2 separate regions of the Homo sapiens genome follow, and region 2 is linked to region 1. The links are chromatin contacts, found by POLR2A ChIA-PET in ENCODE. All regions are on one chromosome and are shown on one strand. The core of a region is the stretch at or near the end of the contact, and the rest is flanking DNA. Distances in the headings are between cores, read along the strand shown. Region 1 holds the start of AKTIP (AKT interacting protein). Region 2 overlaps IST1 (IST1 factor associated with ESCRT-III).

Region 1 (3,698 bases), core at 898-3,397:
ACAATAGATACAAGGAGGCTGATTTAAGCGCTGCCTCAACTCACCTGAGTACAAAATGATTCCTCCAGCAAAGTATTAGCCAAAGAAATAAGAGAAAACAGGAAGGCACAGCACAAGTATGTCACTAAGACGACAAAAGTAGTTACCTGAGTCCTGTCAGTACCATCCCCCAATAAACTGCCTTCTACAACTTCGAAACATATAGAAACTGCAGGATCATGTACTTAAGGAACTGCCAAGCAATCCAGACAAATGCAACACAGGCACGCAAGAGAGACATTTCACAAGTACAGATCTTCCAGCCGAAGCTTCAAGTCGTGGATAAGAAAGCATGTCTCAAAGGTCATAAAGTCAGTGGGTCATTTACTAAAAATACAAAGAAGCAAAGGAAAAGCAGCCAAGCCCAGCTGTAAGAACAGCAACTTCCCTGCCCTGGTATTTCCCCCCAGGCTCTGTTACCTTTAAAGCAGAGCTCCTTCTCTGAATTCCTACTTGCACCAATCAAACGGCTGAAGGTGAAAAGGGTCAAAACTAAGCAACGTTTTCCTAATTTCTTAAACAGATCATGAGCAAACCATGTACTAAATGTCCCCAATCAGCAATAATTTGTCTTCTCTGACGAGCTTGTGACATCCAGGGACGTACCCAACCCAGGTCATCCATACCTTGCCAGTGCCCATTACTGCTGTTTTGTTTTCCAAGAGAAAATGCCACCCAGTAATTAAATCAGAGGAATGAAGATCCTGGCTCTTCTACTAGCATGGATAACATGCAATAAGTAACAACAGTTCTCCGCAAATCTGCCTTTAAAGGTGAGTATGACACACTGAATATACTTGAGATATCAAAAATGTGCGGGGGCATGTTCCCCTTTGGCTCAAATGAAGACACTGATTTTCAGATCTAGCAGTAATGTGCAGCACCCCAGTGTCCTCTAGGACACACCTAACACGGGACCGGATCCCTTGGGACACAGTGGTGTGCTCCACAACATACATTTAATGGGCTGGTGCAAACCTGTAAAGTCTCTTAAAGGTCTAACGCGTTAGGATTCTCTTTAAGAATCCAGTAAATTTTGTCCCCAGTTCTGCCTGTCATTAAGCAGGAGGTATTGTCTTCTGCTGCCTAACTTTGCTATGGATCTTTTAATCCAATGTTTCCAGCAGCAACATAATCACGAGAAACTGTAGCACACTTTTCAGGGTCTAGTCTAGGACAAGCACAGCATACATGTTCTGAGAGGAATGACATAGATGGAAGCAAGACATGTTACATCCTTGTCACTTGGAAACAATTTTAGAATTTCTGCCTGTTTGGCCACGGCTGCATTCCTTTACATCACCCAGCTGAGAAGTCTGGGTCTTCAGCCTGCGCGAATGACAGTGCGTGGCAGAGCTAAAACTAGGCTAAAACATGAGTGCTGCTGTTACTCTACATGCCACAGCGCACTCACATCACCCCGAATCGGACTTAAGAAATTACACGTTAAGAGGAGACAGAGCAGGGGCCAGAAAAAAAAAGATGAAAACGGCCCGGGCCAGGCTCGCTGGGGACAGCCGGGACCCGCGGCGGCCTCGGACCGGCACCCTCACCGCGGGCGGAAACCCGTCTCTGAGCACTCAGGGAATCTGGACAAACCTGTCTCGAGGTGATGCAAGGCGGGGGCCCTGTCCTGGCCTCGCAGCTAGCTCGATGCTGGCCCGGGAGCCGCGGGCCCCTCCAGTGGGGGGGCTCTGGGGCCCGGCGACGCCCCCTTAACCAGAGCTCGGGGTCGGGACCCGGCCGGGGAGGGCGGGCACGGGCCGGGGCGAGCCAGCTGGGCCCCCCTCTCCCTCGGGCCGGGCCAGCCCAGCTCCAGCCGCAGTCCCCAGCAGCAGTCCCGGGCTGCGAGGCGGCCAGCGCAGCAGGTGCCTGCAAACGCGCACAGGTGCCCGGCCCCGCCTCCGTGTCCCACTGCGGCCGCCGTCGCCGAGTCGCGAGCGCCTAGAAAGATGGACAAATGCCGGGCCCGTGGAGGCTGGCGGCCAGATTTACAGACACCTCAGCCCTCGCGTACCCACCAGCCTGCCGGGCAGTAAGCCTCACCCCAGTGCCTTCAATGCAGAGCTCCTGGCTGCCAAGCGCCGCCGCGGCCCGACAGCATCTCCCGCCGCAGCGCCAGCCCTGCCCCTGCTTGATCCCCGCCCCGCCCCACCCCGCCCTGCCCTGCCCTGCCCTGCCCTCGGCAGCGGGCTCCGCCCCCTGCTGCACGATCCTGGGGCCCGAGGCTTCCGCCTGGCCTCCCGGCGCCAACTGGCTCTCACACCTGCCCGTCAAAGACGTTCTTCCGGGGGCGTTGGGAAGAACACACTCGGTCCTGCAAATCAAATCACCCCGGTTTGGGTGGGACTGCACTTGACCCTCCCCTTACGTAACAGCGCCTGGGACGGCCTGTCAGTCATGGAAGTATCGGCCCCCCGGGGAGGGATGGGGCAGAGACAAACAAGCGCCGGGTCACAATTGGCCAGGGCGTCTGCCAGTCACCACGGAGACCTTCCCGGAGGTTTATTCGCACAGCCCACAGCGCAACCGCCATGCGCAGGGGCTGGGGCATACGCTAACGTCTGCAAGCCAAGCTTTTGGGGAGGGCCGGGCCGCGCGACTGCCCAGTGGCTCCCATCGCTAGGTCCTACTGCGTTGGGCGGCGCTGCGAGGCCCGAGGCCGCCACGTCGGGCCCACAGGGTACCAGGGGTCAGAAGGACACTTGGCGTGGCATCAAGAAACGCCCGTTCTCTCCATCAGTGCAGGAGCTGAAGGCTGGAGCTGAAGGGAGCTCAGCTCCAAGTGGGCCCTGGGCACTAGAGCAGCCAGAGGAGCTTTGTAAATCTGTGTGTGTCGGCCCCGACCTGCAGCATCCGAGTGGGGGCCGGGGGCTGGGGGGAGGGGGGAGGCTGAGGACCAGGAATCCACATCTGTCACAGTTCGCTGCTGATTCTGGCGCACACTGAAGTTGGAGAACCTCTCCCATAGCAACATAGTTCCTGGTCTTTTTTTTTTTTTTTTTTTTTAATTCACACGCTCTCATTTGGACCTCCCGTCTGCTTTCCCATGGAGGTCTCTCTCTGGCCTAATTCTGTGACTGCTGCCAGCTGCTTTCCAGGCCTGTTCTTACCAACGGTGCCTCCCCGTGGTTAGTCCGTCCAATCTCGGCACTCCACTTCCACACTTGCGCGACAGCCCTCTCCCCGCAAGCCCCTGCCCCTTTTCTAGACACCAGAGGCACTGACCTGTCTGTGACACCGCCTCAGTGTCTTACACTCAGAAGCCGCATTCTCTGGCCGGGTTGTTTGGTCCATTTTTGGTTGCCTCTGAGATTCTGGTAAGTGACTTATTAAAGGGCAGGAAGCCAAATTCTCCTGATGTTAATCCCAAGGGTTGGTTCTGAAACCCAGCTTCCTCCCCTAGCTGAAAACACTTCTGAGCCACTTCCTTTTGTCCCCTTAGGACACATTTAGGAATGTTATCATGCCTTTTAATACGAGTCTTAATACAGAAAGGCAGGCAAGCAGGAAATCCTTTTTTCAGGCCACAGGTGGTCTCCTTTGGCACCTCTGTGGCCCATTTCCTCCCAATCTTCTTTGAAGCTCATTATCCTCTGCAAAGCTTTTTTTCTGCTTTCCTCCTTTCCCCAACCTTCAGTTTTCACCGAGGACCCACA
Region 2 (3,698 bases), core at 611-3,110, about 18 Mb after region 1:
TTGGGCCACAGAGTGAGACTCTGTCTTAAAAAAAAAAAAAAAACAAAAAAGGAAACACTGAGGCCAGGAGTGGTGGCTCACGCCTGTAATCCCAGCACTTTGGGAGGCCAAGGCGGGCAGATCAGGACATCAGGCGTTGGAGACCAGCCTGGTCAACATGGCGAAACCTCGTCGCTACTAAAAATAAAAAAATTAGCGGGGTGCCTGTTCTCCCAGCTACTCGGGAGGCTGAGGCAGGAGAATCACTTGAACCTAGGAGGCGGAGATTGCAGTGAGCCGAGATGGCACCGCTGCACTCCAGCCTGGGCAGCAGAGCAAGCCTCTATCTCAAAAAAAAAAAAAAAAAAAGAAACACTCTTGGTAAAAGACCCAATGAATTTCCCATAATGTTTTTATCTCAATTTTATTGAGAACAAGATGAAGATACTTTCTTTATGCCTGTGCATTTCAGTATTTATAGCTCCTTCAAGAAAATTTTGATGGTCTCTGAATTCTGAAGCCTTATTTTCTTGTGAATAACACATGATGCTGTTGATCTTACAGTTTTTTTTTTAAATTAATTTTCAGTCTTAGTTTGACCAGTGAAGATTTTATTATAGTGTGAAAATACACAGTGAACTTTGTGCCACTTGTACATGTAATGCTTCTAAAGGAATTGGACCACCAGGTGTGGCGGCTCATGCCTGTAATCCCAGCACTTCGGGAGGTTGAGGCGGGAGGATTGCTGAGCCCAAGAGTTGGGAGACCAGCCTGGGCAACATAGCAAGGCCCCATCTCTGCTAATAAAAATTTTTAAAAAGATAAAGGAATTGGGCTGTATTATCTTGGAAATGTGTCCTAGCACCTCATTGTGTCTGTTTCTACTCTAACATCACATCTTCATAACTGCGATACAGTGGTCATACCAAAATTTGTTCAAATTACTTCTTTTATAAGAACAACAACAAAAGAAACCTCAGGCTGGGAGTGGTGGCTCATACCTGTAATCCCAGCACTCTGGGAGGCCGAGGCGGGTGGATCACCTGAGGTCAGGAGTTTGAGACCAGCCTAGCCAACATGGTGAAACCCTGTCTCTACTAAAAATAGAAAAAATTAGCTGGGCGAACAGCCGGGCATGGTGGCTAACGCCTGTAATCCCAGCACTTCGGGAGGCCGAGGCGGGTGGATCACAAGGTCAGGAGATCGAGACCATCCTGGCTAACACGGTGAAACCCTGTCTCTACTAAAAATATAAAAAATTAGCTGGGTATGGTGGTGGGTGCCTGTAGTCCCAGCTACTCGGGAGGCTGAGGCAGAGGTAGTAGTGAGCCAAGATTGCGCCACTGCACTCTAGCCTCGGCGACAGAACAAGACTCTGTCTCAAAAAAAAAAAAAAAAAAAATTAGCTGGGCGTGATGGCAGACACCTGTAATCCTAGCTACCTGGGAGGTTGAGGCAGGAGAATCGCTTGGACCTGGGAGGTGGAGGTTGCAGTAGGCTGAAATCGCACCATTGCATTCCAGCCTGGGCAACAAGAGTGAAACTCGGTCTCAAAAAAAAAAAAAAAGATCAGAATAAATAAAATAACACACGTCAAAACCAAAAGCTTTTGTACGTATTGGAGTGTCTGTAGCCAGTCTTGACCTTGCTCTCTCCCCTCCTCACTTCGTACTTTTAGAGCTACAAACACTGAGTTTACTCCCTTAGGAAGTCTTTTTTTTTTTTTTTTTTTTTTTGGCTACTTTTAGCTGCTACTACTTTGAATAGAGCTTTCAGGATCACTACTTCTGGGCAGCTTCACTATTTTGGGCAGCAGTTCTGATTCTTTTCCTCCTCCAGATATCCTAAGAGGAAGGACTCAGTCCATGGTTTTACTTTGCTTATTCAGGATGGGGAGGCTAACTAGCTCGCGAAGTCTCAGCGAGCTGAGTGATAAAAGAGGAACTAGATGGGTTTGCTATGCCAGTGTTAAGAATTGGAGTAAAGTGAAGGATTGGGCTGCTGATCCATGTGTGACACTAATAAAAATAATGGTGTTACACTAATAAAGATAAGTATATATGTATATAAACAGAATACCGAGAACTAGGATTGTGGTCACTAGTTCATAACCATTTTTTAGAGTTTATGTTATAATTGCTTACTTGTCTTATAGTTGTTTTTATGTCAGCTATACCCATTTGATTGTGAGCCCCTTGAAGGCTAGGGAAGCTCTCATTTGAATGTCTGTTGTAGACAGTGGCTTAGCACAGTGCTTAATAGAATAGCACTCAATAAATATTTGGTGAGTGAGTGAATGACAGTAAAGATGTTGAAGCACAGTGATTTTAGAGTAACGTCTGAATCACAAAAAGAATTTTAGATTACTTACTGGACAATGTTAGTATGTGATGTGTATATAATCACATATGTATAAAAATTTGTTTATGTTTGTTAATGTATATATGAATAGTAAATGTTGACTAGAATATTTTATTAACTTTTAGGTTATTATTTCCAAAATTAATGTTCCTAATCATACAGGATAACAAAGTTTATGTTATGTTTAGCTTTGGAAACAGGTTCAAATTCTGAGATAGTAATTAAGTCAGTCTTTTGGTTTTTTTTCTTTTTTTTTGAGACGGAATCTTGCTCTGTCGCCCAGGCTGGAGTGCAGTAGCACGATCTCGGCTCACTGCAAGCTCCACCTCCCGGGTTCACGCCATTCTCCTGCCTCACCCTCCCAAATAGCTGGGACTACAGGCACCCATCACCACACCCAGCTAATTTTTTGTGTTTTTAGTAGAGATGGGGTTTCACTGCGTTAGCCAGAATGGTCTCGATCTCCTGACCTCGTGATCCACCCACCTCGGCCTCCCAAAGTGCTGGGATTACAGGTGTGAGCCACCGCGCCCTGCGTAGTCTTTTGCTTTAAATTCGTTTTTAGTCTGATTTATTTAATGTACTGGTAATCATTTAGGATATATCCTTTAGTTACTACTTTTGTGGTTTACTGTCATTGTCTTTAATGATTAGTTTCTTCGTAAAATGGGGATCTGTTGAATAGGAGTTGAAAAATCCTCAGTACTTAACAAAATAGTTTAGCAAATTGCTTTTCTTTCCTTAATTCTAAAACAAAACTAGATTATGTAAATTTGTAGAATTTTTTTAAAAGCATGTGGTTTTTAATTAAATTTTCTACTAATTAACATAATACATGAGCGACAGCTTTGTACAAAACACTGTGCTAGGCAGTGTGTGGGTGACATACCGTTCTAGGCAGTATGTAAGAAACAGTTGTCTTGCAGTGAGATTGAAACAGATTAATCAGAATTGTTAAACCGAGGGAAAAAGATATAAAGCATGCCTTAAACATCTTATTTTAACATAAAACACACAAAAGAGGCTAGCTAATCTTTAGATGAAGAGCTAAGACTTTTTAAAATATGGGTCCATTGACTGGAATTTATTTAACAAATGTTTACATGGTGCTTACTGTGTACATATAACACAATGTGCTAATTTCTTTACAAATTTTCACTTAATTCTCATACCAGCCCAAGAGGTGTGAAGGTTCATGTAATATTAGTACTGATTTTCCTCAGATGTTTGATAGAATTTGCCAGAGAAGCCACCTGGGCCTGGATTTTCTTTGGGAATGGTTCTTAATTTTAGATTTAATTGTTTTTTTTTTGAGACAAAGTCTGGCTCTGTCATCCAGGCTGGAATGCAGTGGTGTG

What was found. ChIA-PET counts read pairs that join two places held with the same protein, here RNA polymerase II (POLR2A).
Region 2: POLR2A ChIA-PET joins it to region 1 with 18 read pairs in OCI-LY7. The contact joins the enhancer-like site here to the promoter of AKTIP in region 1. POLR2A ChIA-PET finds 5 or more read pairs at or near these places in 2 of 52 experiments (OCI-LY7 and naive thymus-derived CD8-positive, alpha-beta T cell).

The regions. Positions count from the first base shown.
Region 1 is chr16:53,501,062-53,504,759 of GRCh38, forward strand. AKTIP (AKT interacting protein) reads right to left here and starts at 2,148. Exons shown (of 10, transcript NM_022476.4): 1 at 2,086-2,148. It overlaps LOC124903690 (a long non-coding RNA gene), which reads left to right and starts at 3,319. Exons shown (of 2, transcript XR_007065069.1): 1 at 3,319-3,359; 2 at 3,680-3,698. RefSeq lists enhancers at 1,344-1,845, 1,846-2,345, 2,806-2,905 and silencers at 1,616-1,915, 2,176-2,245, 2,266-2,505, 3,226-3,315.
Region 2 is chr16:71,898,636-71,902,333 of GRCh38, forward strand. All of the region lies in intron 1 of IST1 (IST1 factor associated with ESCRT-III), which reads left to right. Among named protein-coding and RNA genes, the nearest start is that of IST1, 5.0 kb to the left of the region's middle. Within about 2 kb of position 1,861, at least 3 of the 41 ENCODE cell types and tissues checked have a DNase peak (open chromatin) inside an H3K27ac peak, as active enhancers do.